2 separate regions of the Homo sapiens genome follow, and region 1 is linked to region 2. Evidence: chromatin loops called from intact Hi-C (ENCODE). Cell type or tissue: Calu3. All regions are shown on one strand. Links, peaks and the distances in the headings refer to the core of each region. The heading gives the core; the rest is flanking DNA.

What was found. Peaks named below come from ENCODE experiments on the same cell type or tissue, not always from the same donor. Only the 100,000 strongest peaks of a DNase experiment are listed, where the experiment ranks them.
Region 1: it touches region 2 in a loop (2.1-fold over the local background); 2 of 110 quality-filtered maps call a loop at or near these places.

The regions. Positions count from the first base shown.
Region 1 is chr20:38,864,475-38,875,385 of GRCh38, reverse strand. All of the region lies in intron 2 of PPP1R16B (protein phosphatase 1 regulatory subunit 16B), which reads right to left. It also overlaps the pseudogene RN7SL116P. Among named protein-coding and RNA genes, the nearest start is that of FAM83D, 56 kb to the left of the region's middle. RefSeq lists enhancers at 1,779-2,098, 4,047-4,136, 4,157-4,216, 4,345-4,915, 8,626-8,695 and 1 more. In Calu3, for the core only: no CTCF peak of the experiment used is centred there; DNase peaks (open chromatin) are centred at 3,165 and 4,495.
Region 2 is chr20:38,761,151-38,769,150 of GRCh38, reverse strand. ACTR5 (actin related protein 5) reads right to left here. Exons shown (of 9, transcript NM_024855.4): 6 at 3,633-3,749; 7 at 2,774-2,913; 8 at 1,555-1,687. It also overlaps the pseudogene RN7SKP173. Among named protein-coding and RNA genes, the nearest start is that of ACTR5, 17 kb to the right of the region's middle. In Calu3, for the core only: no CTCF peak of the experiment used is centred there; a DNase peak (open chromatin) is centred at 4,050.

The DNA of each region.
Region 1 (10,911 bases), core at 30-8,029, 110 kb before region 2:
GCAGCTGGGTGGGCAGAGAGGAAACAGGAGCATTTCTGCTGCAGGAAATGGAAAAATCCACTCTCTTATCAGACAGGAACAGCTAGAGAGTAGCTGGCTGGGCCCGGAGGGGAGCAAGCTGCAAGTTTTCCAGGGCTTCTGGAACCCTCTGTTCCTGGCTCAGAGAGGACCAGGACAGGATGTAGGTAGAGTGATGTATGGGACTTGGGAGCCATTTGCTGAAAATGTCCTGAGCTCTCGGACCTGCAGGATGGATCATTTGCTGATGCTCCCAGCAATAGACAAAAATGCCATGGTCTTCAACCCTCGTATCCTCACAGCTCAGCCAGATGTGGGAACAGACAGCAGATGCATATCAGCATCTAACAAGCCTGCGATAAGAAGAGCTCATGTTTACTGAGCACTTGCTGTTGCCCAGCCCTGAGTCTAGCATGTGTAGGAAATGATCTCATTTAATGCTTACAACAGCCCAAGGCAAATGTGAGGCAGGCTCTAATGAGCTCCTATTTTACAGTTGGGGATACTGAGGCACAGTGAGTTTAATTAACTTGCCCCAATCTACTCAGCTGGTAAGAGGCTCCAATACCCCCACACTTGACCCATGCTTGCTCCACCATGAGAATGTATGAGAGAGCCAAACTTGACCCCAGGTTTTAAGAGTTGGGGATCTGCATGCAGCCCAAAGCCTTCCTGTTTCCTCTTCTGCCAGCAAGCCTAGTGCCAGGCTCTGAGCCCAAGGGATGAAAGGGCCAGTCTGACCTTTGCTCCAACCACTTCCACCCTGGAGAGAAGCCATCAAAGCACACTGTTGGGGAATATGCAGTCTACCTAAGCATTGCACCTGGTATGAAGACACACGTGTAGTGGTTCAGAATTCAGACCCCACCATTTCCCAGTGGTTTGATCTCAGATGTGTCATCTCCTCTATCTGAGCCTCAGTTTCCCCATCTGTAGAATGGGGACTATAATCTCATAAGGTTGTCTGAGAATTAGATTATAAAGTGCTGACCATAGTGTCTGGAATGAGTAAAGTGTTTAGCTACTAGCTGGCTCTCCCCTACCCCACCTCCTGGCTCCAGCAGGCACCCCTCAGGAATGTAGGGCCCAGTCTTCAAGCTCCAAGACAACAAATAGCAGCACCAGATACAGTTATCTTTGGAGATCTGTGGACTGACTACAAGATAAGGCCAAAGGGCAGTTTGGGCATTGTGGTCAGTCTCCAAGATGCCACCCAAGTACCCCAGCCTCCTAGGATTCACCTTCTTGTCCAGTTCCCTCCCCCAGTGAACAGGGCTAATGTGTCACCAATAGGATGGAGTGTGCCTTGTGAGTCTGGGTCATAAAAGATGTTTCAGCTGGCCAGGCACGGTGGCTCATGCCTGTAATCCCAGAACTTTGGGAGGCCGAGGCGGGCAGATAACCTGAGGTTAGGAGTTTGAGACCATCCTGGCCAACATGGTGAAACCCTGTCTCTACTAAAAATACAAAAATTAGCCGAGTGTGGTGGCACATGCCTGTAATCCCAGCTACCTGGGAGGCTGAGGTAGGAGAATCGGTTGAACCCAGGAGGCAGAGGTTGCAGTGAGCTGAGATCACGCCAGCCTGGGCAACAGAGTGAGACTCCATCTCAAAAAAAAAAAAACAAAAAAAAGATGTTTCAGCTTCTGTCTTGCCCCTTGGATCACCTGTTCTGGGAAAGCCAGCTGTCATAGTGTGGACTTAGCAGTCCTGTGAAAAGACCACCAGTGAGGGAGTGAGGCCTCCTGCCAACAGCGTGTGAGCGCCATCTTAGAATCAGATCCCCTAACCCAGTCAGGCCTTGGCCCACATATTGACGACAGCCTCCTGAGAGACCCTGAGCCCAAACCACCCAGCGACCCCGGGTTCCTGACTCACAGAAACTGTGAGAACACAGACATCTGTTGTTACTTTCACTTAACACCTTTTGGGGTGATTTGTTACGCAGCATACATAATGAGTGCCCCCAGAGAAGAGGCTCAACAGGAGGAAGTGGTCTCAAACCTGAAGGCATCACGCTGAGCTGGGCACCACGAGAACCGAAGAGCCCAGGCCTCCCAGACGTCTCAGAACCCAACCTCCCCCTCACCCACAGCCAGTCAAGTTTCCGTTAACCAGGGAAATTCTTTGCTGAACCCCACAGCTGACTAAGGGTTTCTATTTCCACCCACAGTGCAGAGAACCGTCCACATTTGTCACTCATCACCCAGGTCTGTTTCTTGTTCTGGGAGCACAGCCCAGGCTTCCCCACCGTGTGAGGATGGAACTGGGTCCTGACGCACCCTCCTGAGCTAAGGGTGCCACTGCCCTGGCAGGAGAGGTGGGACGGAGGTGGAAACCCCTGTCCTCAGCAGCCATGCACAGTTTTCTGATCAGCAGGGGAGTTTTGACCTGCTCTGTTTCCGACCTGGGCCACTTCATCCCTCCTTAGGCACCCTGATGGTCCTCCGCTCCCGGGAGGTCACCATATTAATGCCAAACTTAGTGCCGACACCCGATCAGCATAGCGCACTACAGCCCAGATCTCCCAGACCCAAGTGATCCTCCTGCTTCAGCCTACCGAGTAGCTGGGACTACGGGCATGCGCCACCGTGCCGCACACCCACAGTTTTCTAAATCACAAACCTAAGTGCTCCCCTCTCTCCTTCTCAGAAACCTCTCCTGGCTCCTCTCTGCCTTCACAGGGTTCGTGGTCTAGCCCAGTGGTTCTCAGTGATCCCTGGACCAGCAGCAGCAGCAGCACCTGGGAATTTGCTGGCAATGCAAATCCGGTGGCCCTACCCCAGCCCTGCTGGATCAGGAACCCTGCAGGAGGGGGGTGTCTAACAATCTACGCTTTAACAAACCCTGCCAGTGATTCCAGTGCACTGTCAAGTTTGAGAATGGTGTCTCCAGCTTCCTCTCTAACCAGTCTTCTCTGCCTCCTGCGCTCTAGAAATGCCCAACTCCTCTCTCCCTCCTTTCCCGCTCCGCAAATGTTCGCCAGGCACCAACTCTGCACCAGGTGCAGGGCTACAGCAGTGAACCAGACAGACGCCAGTCTGCCCTCTCAGAGCTTGCAATCTGCTTCCCTAGTCTGGAATGCCCTTCCCTCCTTCCTCCAAGCAGAGTCTCTGCCCAGCCGTCACACCCAGTGCAGGAGGCATTCAATAAACATTAGGTGAACAGTAAGTGAGCAAATGATTAAATGACTGAAGGCACCACCCGGTGAAGTCTTCCTTGACTCTGACTTAAGTGCCCTCAGCAGGCTCTGTGCACCTCAGTCAGAGTGCCTGCCACCCTCCACGGTGTCCAGGGCTGGGGAGCACTTGAAATGTGCATAATCCAGATTGAGACGTGCTAGGGGTGACCTTGAAGATTTAGTGTGAAAAAGATATGTAACATACCCATTAATATTTTTATACTAAATACATATTGAAATAATGTTGAGTTAAATAATTATTCAAATTAATTTCACCTGTTCCTTGCCTGCTTTACTGGAACTATTAGAACATTTAAAATTACATATGTGGCTTACATTATTTTTCCATTGATCAGAGCTGAGCTAGATTGTAAATACTTAGTTACATTACCATGGGCACACCTGCACCCACAGTCACATGACGATGAGCTCTGTGAGGGTATCTCTGCCCATTTATCTTCCCTCCGTCCCTCCCTCTGTTCCTTCCCCTTTCTTTCCCTCCCTCCCTCCTTCCTTCCCTCCCTCCCTCCCTTCCCCTTTCTTTGCCTCCCTCCTTCCTTCCTTCCCTCCCTCCTTCCTTCCCTCCCTCCCTCCCTCCCTTCGTTCCTCTCTTCCTTACTCTCTACCTCCCTACACTCCTCCTTCTCAATCCTTCCCTTTCATCCCCCTTCTCTCTCCTTCTTCCCACAGACATTGATTGAACATCTGTTCTTGTATCCCTCCATGAAGCTTGGCACAAAGCAGGTGTCCACAATGTTTGCTGAATGAATAAACCAATCCTCAGAATGCATACTGGCCCAGAGGTGACCCTGAGGGCATTTGCCTCCTATTGAATTCCCCATACCTGCTTGTTTGAGTGCAGGTTTCCCATTTCATTTCAAAAGGAGCCAAATTCCAAAGATGTTCTTATGTAACATGGGGCTGGGGTCAGTTTTCTTCTTGCATACGGGGTTCATGTGCGCTCAGGTACTGGGGCCAGGACTCTGTGTACAGGACACCTTGTTCTCAAAGCTCCAGGAGGTTGGCCAGGGCGTGGGCTTGAGCTTGCGGCTTTAGGGTCAAGCTCTCTAGTGAGAGGAGGGCACCAGGCTGAGCTATGTGCTGCCTCACCCACACCTCCGAGGTCCTGGGATGATGAGGGTACACACGGGTCAGGGAGATGCAGGCATCCGAGCCCTGTTTAAAGGTGCAGCTGCGGTAAACTGGGGCCCAGGTGTGAATCACTGCAGGACTGCAGTAAACTGGGGACTGGGTGTGAATCACTGCAGGAATTACATGCCTGCTTCCTGATAAGTCTCCGTCACAGCTGCCACTAACCACGCCCCAACCCTCCAGCCCTCCAGTTTGAGAGGCTGCAAGACACTAGAATGAGCCACAATATCCCAGCCGAGCTGCCTCTTGGAGCTGAGAACGCAGCAAGGAAATTGGCCCAGAGTCTGGCCCTTCATGTCTCCGGTCCTGCTTGCAGCTAAGACAAAGTTGTGGCCCCTACAGTATGGGCCATCAGCCAGCAGGAGCATCCCTGTCCCTTCCCTTCCCACTGTTTCACACCTTCCTAACTTTGCACTGAACCACCAGAGGCTTTCACTGCCCCAGGGCCCCTGCTTGTGCTATTTTGTTCTGCCTAGAACACTCTCCTCTAGCCCAGCCTCCCCATCCTTCTGCATGGCTGGCTCAGTTCTCATCCTTCAGGTCTCTTAAGTGTCACCTCCTCAGAGGGACCCACCTGACTGGCCTTCCTATACACACACTGTCCCTCTGTTCCCTATCAAAGCACCTTGCTTACTCCTTCACAGCATTTAGTCAGACTTTTAAATGGTAGGTTATGTGTATGTGGACTTGTAGTTTCCCCCTATAGTTTATAAACCCTACAAGGACAGGGACCTTTTCTATTTACTTATAAATGAGTCCTGGCACACCACAGGTGCTCAATAAATTTTTGCTCTGCAGGCCGGGCGTGGTTGCTCACACCTGTAATCCCAGCACTTTGGGAGGCCAAGGCGGGTGGATCACTTGAGGTGAATCACTTGAGGTCAGGAATTCAAGACCAGCCTGGCCAACATGGTGAGACCCCATCTCTACTAAAAATACAAAAATTAGTCAGGCATGTTGGTGGGCACCTGTAATCCCAGCTACTCAGGAGGCTGAGGAAGGAGAATTGCTTGAACCCAGGAGGTGGAGGTTGCAGTGAGCTGGGATCGCGTCACTGTGTTCCAGCCTGGGCGACAGAGAGAGACCGTGTCTTAAAAAAAAAAAAAAATAAATAAATAAAATTTTTGCTCTGCAGTGAAGGCAGGCAGACAGGTCCATCTTTATGTGGCAGCGGGATGGGGGTGGGGCAGGGATTTGCAGGGGAGGGGGTTAATGAACTGCCACTTTTGCCTTAAGGAATCCTATCTTCCCCTTTAATATATTCCATAGGCCAGGACATGACTTTCCAGGCCCTCAAACCACACATCTAAAAAATCTTCGCATATAAGTTGAGCAAATGAAGGCTCACACAGGGTCCATACTATGTGATTCCACTTGCATGACTTTCCAGAAAAAGCAAACTAACAATATACTTCACACCCACTAAAATGACTATAATTTCTTTAAAAACAGACAATAACAAGTGTTGATAAGCATGTGGAGAAACTGGAACCCTTGTACACTGCTGGTGAGGATATAAAATGGTGCGTAGCTACTGTGGAAAACAGTTTGGCAGTTCTCCAAAAAGTTAAAAATAGGCCAGGCGCGGTGGCTCACGCCTGTAATCCCAACACTTTGGGAGGCTGAGGTGGGTGGATCACCTGAGGTCAGGAGTTCGAGACCAGTTTGACCAACATGGTGAGATTCCATCTCTACTAAAAATACAAAAATTAGCTGGGCATGGTGGTGCACGCCTGTAATTCCAGCTACTCGGGAGGCTGAGGCACGAGAATCACTTGAACCCAGGAGGTGGAGGTTGCAGTGAGCCAAGATCGTGCCACCCGCATTCAGCCTGGGTGACACGTCAAGACTGTCTCAAAAATAAATAAATAAAAAAAAATAAAATGGCTAATTTTTTATGTGCATATCACCTCAAAAAAAAGACAAAAAGGAAAAAAATAGCCTTTAGTGGGGAAAAAAACCATCAGAACAATAGCTGCCTGGAAGAGCGTAGGGGATTGACTGGGAAGGGACACAGGGGAACTTTTTGGACTGATGGCAGTGTCCTAGAGAAATATAACATAGGCCACATATGTGATTTGAAATGTTTTGTTAACAACATTTAAAAAATAAAAACAGGTGATATTTTAATGATATATTTTACCTAATCCATATGTCCAAAATATTATAATTTTATCATGTAACCAGTATTTCATAATTCTGCCTCTTGACTGCAGTGCTGGTCACACAAATCTGCTCCTGCCATCAAAGATTTCACAGAGCCAAACACACACATCCATACACAAATGAATGCATATAAAACTGGCAAAATCTGGATCCAATTGGTGAACCGTATCAATGTCAATTTACTGGTTGTGATAACATATATTAGTTTTGCAAAATGTTACCATTTGGGAGGCTGAGGCGGGAGGATCACTTGAGGCCAGGAGTTCAAGACCAGCCTGACCAACATAGTGAAACCCCGTCTGTACTAAAAACAAAAACTAGCCAGGCGAGGTGGCATGTGCCTGTAATCCCAGCTACTCAGGAGGCTGAGGCAGAAGAATCACTTGAACCCAGGAGACAGAGATTGCAGTGAGCTGAGATCACGCCACTGCACTCCAGCCTGGGTGACAGAGTGAGACCCTGTCTCCAAAAAAAAAAAAAACTTACCATTTGGGTAAACTGGGTGTAGAACAGAAGGGATCTCTCTGTATTTTTTTTAACTGCATGTAAATCTATAATTATCTCAAAGTAAAAAGGCATGAGCTTAGCTCACAGGGGTGGGCCATGGGGTCCTGAGGTGAAACGCAGGAGTGGTGTGGGCATGCAGTTGTTCAGAGGGACTGTGCCCGGCGTGTACACTGTGCTGAGCAAACCAGAGTGAGCCTTTGCTCTGTGGAGCTCACAGTGATGCACAGTAACAAGAAAGCCCTGAAATAGATGGAAAACAGCCCAGGGGAGGAGCAGTAAGAAAAGGCAACCCATGCTATGAGGGTGCATAGTGCCCAGGCACGGCCTCAGCACACTCACAGGACTGCAATTTTAGGGGGAAACACCAACTGATAGAATCAAAGAATCACGGCCAGGTGTGGTGGCTCACACCTGTAATCCTGGCACTTAGGGAGGCCAAGATGGGCGGATCACCTGAGGTCGGGAGTTTGAGGCCAGCCTGGCCAACATGATGAAACCCCGTCTCTACTAAAAATACAAAAATTAGCTGGGCGTGGTGGCGGGCGCCTGTAATCCCAGCTACTCGGGAGGCTGAGGTAGGAGAATTGCTTGAACCCAGGAGGCGGAGGTTGCAGTGAGCCAAGTTCACACCATGGCACTCCAGCCTGGGCAACAGAGCAAGACTCCATCTCGGGGGGAAAAAAAAGAATCAAAGAATCACAAGAGCTGACAGCTAACACATTTTGGAAATGCTAACACATTTTGGACAACTAACATATTTTGGAAATATTCCTCTGTGCCAGGCACTGTGCTAAAGCAAGGCTTCATTTAGCTCTGGTACAACCCTTTTAAGTAGGTAGTGTATTATTATTCTATTTAACCAAAAGAAAAACTGAGGCACAGAGAGATTGAATGGTTTGCCCAAGTTCACCCAATAGGCAACAGAGCTAGGATTTGAGCCCAGATGGTCTCGCTCCAGATCCCAGCATCTGAACCATGGACCCTGGTGACTCCTGAGTTGGACCACACAGGAAGCTCATCTGTCCCTGGTGGATCTTTAACTATCCCCATCCCCCAGAATCACTCCCCACCTCGTCCCCATCAGCACCAGGCTGATGTTTGGACATGAATGGCTGGTGAGATCAAGGAGCCAAGACCACAGTGCCCTTTGGGGACATCGCTTTAACCATCACTGCAGAGGTGGACCTTAGGGTGACTCCAGCCTGGGTGTGTGTGGTTGGCGGGGGACAGGGGGTCTATCCACACAATGTAACATGATCCAGATGTAAAAGGAATAATGTACTGACACATGCTACAGCGTGGATGAACCCGAAAAACATTACGCCAAGTGAAAGAAGCCAGACACGAAAAGTCACATATTATATGAAATATCCAGAACAGATAAATCCATAGAGACAGAAAGTAGATTAGCGGCTGCCAGGGGCTAGGGGGAAGAGGAAACTGGGGAGTGACTGCTAATGAGTCCAGGGTTTCCTTTTGGGACAATGAAAATGTTCTGGAACTAAGCAGAGGTGATGACTGTACAGCTTTGTGAAGGTACTTAAATGCCACTAAATTGTACACTTTTAAATGGTTAATTTTGTGTTTTGTGAGTTTTACCTCAATTTAAAAGAAAACACCAGTACTTTGCACACTGCAGGGTGCCTCTGCTCCACAGTGCAGATTCCTGACATCACCAGACAGAGGCTGAGCTCCAGGCCCAGGAGACCCACCCTCCATCCCAGGCCATCTCCTGCATGGCGGGCTGTATCCCCTCCATGGGAAAAAGATGTGCCTTGCCTCACACCCCAGACATCCATGGTGTGAGAAAAAGCAAGCAGGCCTTCTTTGGGTTCGTTTCTGAAGGGCTAGCCACAAGAGTGCTGGCGAGATAACAGGCAGCTGCTACGGGACGCTGACCATGTGTCAACGCACCTTCCGGGGCATTCTGTGTCATCCACATTGCAAAGGAGGCTGTTACTGTGCCCCATTCTACAGATGAGGGAAAGAGACTCAGAGAAATCAAGTCAGTTGCTGAAGGTCATGCAGCAAGTCTGGGGTAGAACCCAGAGGTGCCCCTTCTTCCCGCTGCACAGACACTCAGCCCACAGAGGACAGCACACCCGGGATTTAGGAGCTATTCTGTTCCCCAGGGGCCCATTGCCTAAGTGATTTTCCTTCCTCTGAAACCAGAAGCAGAAATCAAACCTCTCGAATTTTTATTATTTATTTATTTATTTTTAATTTTTTTTTTCTCCGAGACAAGAGTCTCACTCTGTCGCCCAGGCTGGAGTGCAGGGGCATGATCTCACCTTACTGCAACCTCTCCTTCCAGGGTTCAAGCAATTCTCCTGCCCCAGCCTCCTGAGTAGCTGGGATTACTGGCACACGCCACCATGTCTGGCTAATTTTTGTATTTTTAGTAGAGACAGGGTTTCACCATGTTGGCCAGGCTGGTCTCGAACTCCTGACCTCATGATCCGCCCAACTCGGCCTCTCAAAGTGCTGGAATTACAGGTGTGAGGCATCGCCCCTGGCCACTTTTCAACTTTTTAAAGCCAAGGTGATGAGTGGTGCCCTCAAAACAGAGGCAGGCTCTGCAGGGGCCGCTGGGATTACACCAGAAGCAGGAGACCCGGAGATAGGAATCCGGCCCTGCCACCTACTGCCATGGGAACATTCAGTAAGTGACAACCCCTCGGCACCTCTGTCTCCTCATCTGTGAAGTGGAGCCCACCTGTGCAGGACGTGAGTGGAAGGTGTACCAGGTGACGCATCTAAAGAATGCAGCAGGCCGGGCGCGGCGGCTCACGCCTGTAATCCCAGTGCTTTAGGAGGCCGAGGCAGGCGGATCACAAAGGTCAGGAGATCGAGACCATCCTGGCTAACACGGTGAAACCCCATTTCTACTAAAAATACAAAAAAATTAGCCGGCCGTGGTGGCGGGCACCTGTAGTCCCAGCTACTCGGAAGGCTGAGGCAGGAGAATGGCGTGAACCTGGGAGGCGGAGCTCGCAGTGAGCCGAGATCGCGCCACTGCACTCCAGCCTGGGCGACAGAGTGAGACTCCGTCTCAAAAAAAAAAAAGAAAAAAAAAGAATGCAGCAGTGTACATGGCACAGGGTAGGTGCCCTGTGCAAGTCAGAGGTCTGTGTGCCAGGACACTGACCAATGGGCCCAAGGAGGCAGAGTATGAAGAGTGAAGCCTCTATTTCTCCTTCCAGTTCCCTCAACCGGGGCCCCAGGATCATCTAACACTTGGGCCTGGACGTGGGTAGAATTTGCCTCATACTCCAAACCAGAAACTCGGGCCATTCTGAATTCCAGCCTGGCTAAGGGGACAGAGCCCAAGAGACAGATAGCCCCAGAGAACCAGGGCCGAGGCCACCGGCATGATTCCAGGCCAACCCAGCCCATTTAATGGTGTTTTCCCAGCCAGAAGGAGGCCATGCTAATTAAGTGGAAACCGGCAGTCTGCAAATCGATTTCTGCAGCTCCAGCTCCAGGAGGGGCCAGGCACTCTCAAACTGGGTCAGAGACATGTTAGTCCCACAGTGTCACCCAGAAACACCCACTTCTTGTCTGCCTCTCAGAGCCTGGCTCTCTGCTGGTACCTAGGCCCTACACCCTGTGCACCCAAGTCCTGGCAGATCCCTCTGTGAGAGGTGGGGGACTCCGGTGGTCTTTCTGGGTGAATGAGGTCCTGTGACTCCCTCTGTTATACATGAAGTCCGACCTCTGGTTGCAGTGGGGGGCAGCTTACGGTGGCGGTTCAGTTCTAAACCACCACTGCTTGAGTTCAAATTCCAGGTCTGCTAACTAGCTGTGTGACTGGCCATGTTACTTCACCTTTTCTGTGCTTCTGTTTCCACAACTGCAAAAATGGGGTGATAAAAGGACCTCCCAAA
Region 2 (8,000 bases), core at 1-8,000:
CCTGAGGCAGGAAAACTCTGGAAAACTAATAGTGGTTAGCTGTGGCTGACGAGCGGGTGGAAGGGGGAATGATGAGAGAACCCTGGACAGTTCTTAAGGTCAGAACACAAGAGACCCTGTAAATCCTGGTGAGTGGAGTGAGGACTTCCTCCTAGAGGCTGGGAAGCTGCCTCCTAACTGGTCTGCTTCCAATATTTCTCTTAATACTCTATTTTGCACAACAGTGTCAAATATATCTTACTAAATGTAAATCAGATCACATTCCCTGCTTAGACTCCTTCATGGTTCATCACTATGGCCTAAAAATAAGAGCTGTGCAGAAAAGAGTTAACAGGACCACCCTACTGTTACCTTAGAAAGGCATACTTACAAGGGTGGGGCCTTGGTAGGCATCTGGGAACTTGGATATTGGGAGGGTTCCTACCACCACCTGATAAGAATGGCTCAATAAGCCCATTCACACAAATAATGTGGTTTATGCCAAACACGTGCTTCCCTTCTGTGAGCCTGGAATTTGGGTATGCTCCAAGCAGGGGGTGCCTATGTGATCAGCCCCCAAATAAAAACCCTAGACACTGCGTCTCCTACAAGCTTCCCTGGTTGGCAACACTTAATGTGCTTTTACAAGGCACTGCTGGGGAAATTATGTCTTGTGTGACTCCACAGGGAGAGGCCTCGGATGCTTACACCTGGTTGCTCCCAGATTTCACCCCGGGCACCTTGTCTCTCTGCTGAGTTGCTGTAGTAAGTCACAGCTGTAAGTAGGATTACAAGCTGAGTCCTGTGAATCCTCCCAGAGAATCATCCTGCCTGGAATGGTCTTAGGGACCCTCAACACAACAGCTCATGTCTGAGAGTTTATTACATGCAGGCCCACTGTCGGGCGCTTGACAGGCACCAGTACACTGAATCCCAGCAACAGGTACCGATTACCCCCTTCCTACCACTGAGACAGCCAAAGCTTAGCACAATTCAGTAATGGTGATGATGGAGTCAGCACCAAAGCCCAGAGACGCCCCCCTGAATGTACACGACATCATGCAGCAAAGCAGAGCAGACCAAGGCCAAGCTTCTTAGCAGGATGCACAGGCTCTGCAGTGTGGGCTCTGCTGACCTCTCTACGTTACCCACCTCCTCTCCTCTTTATCAGCCATGTGCTCCAGCAACACTCAGCCACTTCTCACTCCCTCAACAAGCTTCTGGCCCCTGTGCCCTTGCTCATGCTAGTCCTTCTGTCTGGAACGCTCCAATGTATCCCATGCCCCACAATGTCTACAGGGGCCCGGACTGGGTAGGAGAATGACTTATTTTTGATGTACACTCTTTCACACTCTTAGAATTCTACGCATGTCTTCATCTTCCAATTTAAAGAAACCACAAAACAGTATATAAAACATGATTCCCATTTTGCTTTAAAAATTAAGCATGGACTTAAGACCAGAAGAAAAGCCACAAAAATGTTAACAGTGGATATTTCTGCATGATTATTACTTTTGCAATCAGAAAACAGGTAATGCTATTTTCAAAATAATTGACTACTCGAACAATCAGTACCTGAAAAGAAGACCGGAAGGGTCTCATCTCCAACAGTTCCTTCTCCATTCTGGCTTTCATGCCAGGATACATCGTGTTGCCGCCAGTGAGGAAAACGTTCTGAACCAGCATTTCCTGAATGTCCTTTGGGTACCTAGGAAAGAAACAACTCCTAATATAGTCCCTTAACTCAAATATCAGAACGAAATGTGGATGCAGAAATGTAAGCTCTCAGTACAAAACAGAAAAACTTCTACACAAAAAGCTAAAAAAAAAAAAAATCAAAACTTTCATTTTTCATTTGTGTCTCTACAAAACGCCAGCCCAATGTTTCCAAACAGCCAGACAAAACCGTAATCTGAATGGTCAACTTATTTCCTTAACATGATTAGAATTTTTATACTTTTATAATACATTTAAAAAATAAACTTGAGGATAAATTTACATACATTTTGATAAAGTCTAACTAATTTATACATTCCAGTAACCATCACTACAATTAAGACACAAAACATTTCCATTATCCCCAAAAGCCATGCCTCCCTTTTGAGGGCCCATCTATCGACCTGTGCTTTCTTTTTATCTTTTTTAATAACAGCTTTATCTAAGACATGTTTGATCACTTTCCAACCACTGTCAAGACAAAGCTCAAAGCCACTCAAACAAAGTAGCAGCAACAGCTTTTTCTTCCTTGCTAGGTACAAGTTTCCCTGCCGTTATGACCAACAGCAGCCAGAGTCCTACAAAATTCCATTCTCTACTTGCCCAACTTGAATTATCAAATTCACACTGCAGGAAAATGCCCGCATAAATGGGTAAAACACCTGGATTCTTATGGAAATGTAACTCTTAAATAAGTAAAATGCCTGCAAGGAGGGGAAAAAAATTTTATTAGCTCTGCAATATTTTTAGGGTGATTTAAAATCACTAGTCTTTAATAATGTGAAGGTTTACATGGAAACCAGTGTACATGTTATCGGGTTGTTCAAACTTAAAAGACACTCTTAAAGCTACTCAGTCAACCCAGCATTTACAGGTTCAGAAAACAACTACAGAGCCCCAGTTACGTGCCAGGCCTGGTGATAAGAGATGAAGGGAATACTATCTGAGCACAGCAAGTCAATGAAAAGAAGAGAGTGAGATGCATTTTCAAGTGCCTGACCATCAAATCTACCATTCAATGCAAAATCCAAGGAAATGGTTCAGGAAGATAGAAGGAAAAGCAGATTCGCTGTCTCACCTGTCCAGAATGTACTGAAGAGTCTCTGCAATCCCAGCCTGTTCTTCTCCTATGAGAGATGGCTGGAAAATAATCTCTGGAGCTCGAATTCTTTCTGTCCCAACAAATAGCTGATGATATGCTGCCAAGTTAAACACGGGCTTTAAAAACCCAAGGTTTAAAAGATATTTTTAGGCCAAATGACAAACATTCCAGTTGCTAGTTTCCTCAAACTGCGTTTCTTAATCCCAATAGTTTCTGTCCCTTGTTAATGCCAGTATAGCTTCTCCCAACTCTCTTGACCTGCTAATTCAATTTCCTACCTTCTTCCAACCTGTGTATTATAAACATGTACATGTTTCCATCATGAAATGGTCCCCGAGTTGCAGGGAGAGGCTTTGTGGAGAGCAGCAGTAAAAGGCCGAGTCTAGAGGACAAGTCTCCTGCTCAGTGCCTTGCTTAGTGCCCTATCCCTGCACGGCAAGGAAGCTCTCTCCCAGGTGGGTCTCAGACTCAGGACAGTTTATCTGGTTGGCATTGTAATGACAGAAACATAGATTCCAAAGAGGATTATGTGTACTGGCATTGGCTTAAATGTAAATGAAACTATTACAAGCCAGTATTCAGATCTCAAGTTCCCAATTACTTTACCAAATGTTTCTGCCGGGTGGACTGTTTCTCAGAGATTCACAGATCTTGGTACTAGAACCAATCGATCAATCACCGGGGGAAAAAAATCCCTGATTTCAGATGTTTTAAGTATTGGTACCCAATTTTCTAAAAAACATAACAGTTTTAAGTCCTAAAGAAACAGACTAGCCCAGCCATTTAGGTCAACACCTTCAAAGAATAAGCATGTTCTGGGCTGTAGAAGTCAAACCTGAACAGTGGTGACCGGCTTCTCCACTCCAGGTGTTTCCTCTGAAAACAAGGGATCAAAATCATTCATGCTTTCCACATCTTCCAAAGACGGCTCCAGCTGCTCCAGGTCAGGGGTCTAAGAGAAGGAGCAAAATGAAACAGAACCTGTACCTTCAGCAGGCCTCAGTTCTATCATTTTAGTGCCACAAAAAAGAACTGGGATCTTGCCCAATGTTCTAAAACCTTACATAAAAACTATGAAAATTTTTCTAAGCTATTTTTAAAAAAGCACACATGAACACGAAGACTAAAAAGCCAGGAACGGGCTTTGCTTTGATCTCCTACCTTTCCTACTTTATACAAGCCTCACCAACCCCCGCCTTCTCTAAAGCCTTCTGATGGTGCCAGCTCATGGCTGGGCCCCGTGGAAGACTTGCTGCTTGCATGAGTCACACCACCACACACGCAACTCTAAGAGAAGGGTGTGACAGCTGCTATCCTACAAGGCAGCTAGACTACCAGCAAAGTTAAAGCAATCTTTTAATAATTAATAAATACATCTGCTGGCCAGGGAGCAGTGGCTCACGCCTGTAATCCCTCTGCACTTTGGGAGGCAGAGGCAAGTGGGCTCCTTGAGCCCAGGAGTTTGAGACCAGCGTGGGCAACAGAGTGAAACCTTGTCTCTACAAAAAATACAAACATTAGCTGGGCGTGGTGGTGAGCACCTACAGCCCCAGCTACTTGGGAAGCTGAGGTCGAGGATCACTTGAGCCTGGGAGGTTGAGGCTACAGTGAGCCATGATCATGCCACTGTAATCCAGCCTGGGTGAAAGAGCAAGACTCTGCCTCAGAAATATAAATAAATGTATGTGCCAACGCTAATGAGCTCAACAATCAGTCCCTTAATAGCAGGTCCCACTGGGCTGGGAATGCGACTAGAGGCTCCAAGGTAGCAGAGTGCTTGCTATCTGTGGAGTCCTGCAGAACAAGTTCCCTCTATGACCACAATGAACCTGGAAGGGGTCTAGACATGCTGGCACCATTTCCAAAAGAGAAGTTAGGGTGCTTTTAATTTTAAACTGTACAAAATAAGTTGGGGATGGTGGTGGTTCTGAAAGACATCTTTAGCCATCTGTCATTAGACTCAATGGAGAGAAGTTCTGGGTAGAAATATTTAGTTGCATCCCAAGGAAGAATGCTGTAACAATGACAGCTGCTGCAGAATGGACTGTCTTATGAGGTAGTGTCTTGGGAGGGTTCAAGCAGAGTGTAACCAAAGCCAAGTATGCTTGAGAGGAGACTGCGCCATTGAGTATGCATTCTGAGTCTCTCCTTACTCTCGGAATTTATGAAGTATGTAAATCACCAACATAATTCAGAGGACTTAAATATACTTCTCTAGAACCTACTCATATATACTGCAAATGTAAACTAGCATTAAAATAAGGCAATACCCCTCAATACCCCACACACATTCACACACCAAAAGTCATGTGGCAAATATGGCATGCAAGATGGGTGACAATGTACTCTAAATTCTGTTCAGTATAGATGATTCTACAGTATTTGAGGGGGATTTTCCAGGCTTGAGGATAAACCCTGGAAAGGAAAGTGAATGTTTCTTCATGTGAGACTTGTGCACAGGATGAGGGGGCTGGTTTATAGAGGTAATCTGAGGAGGAGGAAGATGGGTTGGGTGACACGAATCTAAAGAACCTTGCTCTCAGGGAAGGAAGCAAAAGCTGTCCCTGCCAATACTGAATCAGACAAAGAGGGGAGGGACACCTGCTATCTGCACAACCCTCACTGCAGACATTACTGTATTTGATGGGTGAGGATGCTATGGCTCAGAGAGGTGAAGTAACTTGCCCAAGATCACATCACACTAGTAGGCAGTGGACATGTGGGAAGAGGCAGAACTGCTCAGTTCCAAAGTCTTTGTTCTGCCTTAAGCTGGAGTTCTATAAATCATGAGGCTAAGGATAAGACAATTGGGGCTTTAGGAACATGAAAACAATCTAGCCTGAGGTCAGAGTAGGTAATACAAGAGATGAATGAAAGATTTTACATGCAGCAGCAAGACCAGCTGAGGCAATGACAGGCTCCTCTGTCCCAGCAGGGACAGCAGAGAGGGAGTAAAGGAACATTCCCCTTGCCATCTGCAGTTTGTGATCTGGAAGACTCTCAGCTTCCCTCACAAGAAAGGAGCCCTACCATGGGAGTGTCTGTGCCTATTCTGGCTTGGCACCAAACCCAGCTCTTCAGGAATGACCCCAAAGGGGTTCCAGGGGAGGAATGGAAATTAATCATCAAAGTTCTTTTTCATTTGGTGGTTTGTCATCTGGGGGAACCAGGAACCAGGAGGCAGTGTGACATAACAGAAGGTGGTCAGGCTCTGGAGTCACACTGATCCAGCTCGGAATGGCAACCAAAGGTATATTAAAGGTCACAGTACTAGAGCTGGAAACAGTACACTCTGAGCTGCTTCTCCATCTATGTAAAAGTGGGACGTGAACTTAGGGCAGCGTCGGGTGAGAAACGAACAACGCTTCCCTCTTCCCTTTTAAACACACACTCAATTTGGTCCCTTAAATAATTCTGTTGTATTACTGGGTTGAAGACAAAGATGTCATCTGTGTATTTAAAATAACTACAGACAAAACCTGTAACCTGTGATTCCCCAAGTAACAGGTGAAAGCAAGCACTGGGCTCCACTGGAGTCCTTCCTCTCTACATCCCACATTTTTACCCTATTCTTCATCTTCATCCTAACCTCCACTCCAGCCTCCCTCAATCCAAGTGATGACCTTTCCTGTGGATTCACATGCCCTTCTCTACCCAGCCTGGAATCCAATCACTTTTGCCGTCATCCCTCCACCAACTCTATCTGCTTCTGTTACACCCAACCAGTAAGCCTGCAGTCTAAAGGATGCCTCCCAGTACTCTTTCCACTTGGGCTCCGGAGCAGATTATATTTTTAAAAGAAGGTCACAACAGTGACTTCTATCCCACACACTTTTCTGTAATGTGACCTTGACACTCCCCAAACAGAGGTGGAGGGTCTTTGTTTCCTCCCCTTGAGTCTCAGTGGGGGACTGTGAGGACTACAACCAACAAAGTATGGTGCAAATGATGTCATGTGACTTCTAAGGTAAGGTCCTGAAAGGTCATGCAGCTTATGCTTTCATCTTTTGAAACATTCACTCTCTAGCTGCTCTCTTGGGAAGCTCCCTCTTGGAAACCAGTGGCCACACTGGGAGGAGCCCAAGGCACACCAAGAGGCCATATGTGGGTGCCTGGGTCAAGAGTCCCCCATGAACCCAGACCTTGAGTCCTCCCAGCCCAGATACCAGACAGGTAAGTAAAAAACCCTCCAGCTGATTCCAGTCCCCAACTATTTAATTCTTCCCAGCAGTGGCTCCAGGCAACTTGAAGCAGAGATCCCTGTAGCCTCTCTCAATTCCTCACCCACCAAACCCATGAGCACAATAAAATGGTTGCTGTTTTATGCTGCTAAGTTTGGAATGGTTTTTGTAGCAATAGAAAAGTTAAATATGCTCCAGGGGGGCAGGAGTGCAGAAAGTCCCAGGTGCTATTTAGGCAATCCTGTGGTTACTTCTCAGCTTCCTTCTGCCTGCCCTTTCCCAACACCCTTCTCCACAGTCTCCTTTCTAATCTCAACCCTGGAAATCTTAAAAGATCATCTTAGTTGCCTCAAAAAATGAACTTCCCTCTTTATTCTTCATTCTACTTCCTTATCTATTTTCATGTCCTTGAGCGCTTGTTTGGAGGTTCTAGCAGGGGAGCGCAGCTACTCGTATACTCTTGACGGAAGATCAGTCCTCCTCTATTGGGGATGGTCGTCCTCTTCGACCAAGCATGCAGCTTTGGGAGAGACACACACGAAGTGGTGAGGACAGAAAGACACCAGCTTAGCCAGCCAGATCAGCCGAATCAACCCTGGCAATCAATGGGGTGACAGATATCGCAGCCAGATCACCCTCACATCCTATTTTCTTATCCTTTCAAGCTTTCCTTGTTTCAAAAAATAATTCTCATCCTAGGTTAAGCTGACCATTCAAGCTTTTAACTCTCCCATCAACCCTTTTGGCTTCCTTTATCTCTTACTGCTCCTGCTCAATCTTCGTCCTGGCTTTTCTTCTGTCACCTAACTTTCAAGTGGTGGCATTCTCCAGGAATTTTTCTTTTCTTCCTCCCCATTTGATTCTGTCCTCCCATAGCTCCACCTGATGTCCCACAGAGTGCTGAAAAGCTCCACCTGATGTCCTACAACAATTTTAAAGATAAGGAGCTCAGGGCCAGGCACGGTGACTCATGCCTGTAATCCCTGCACTTTGAAAGGCAAGGTGGGAGGCTTGCTTGAGGC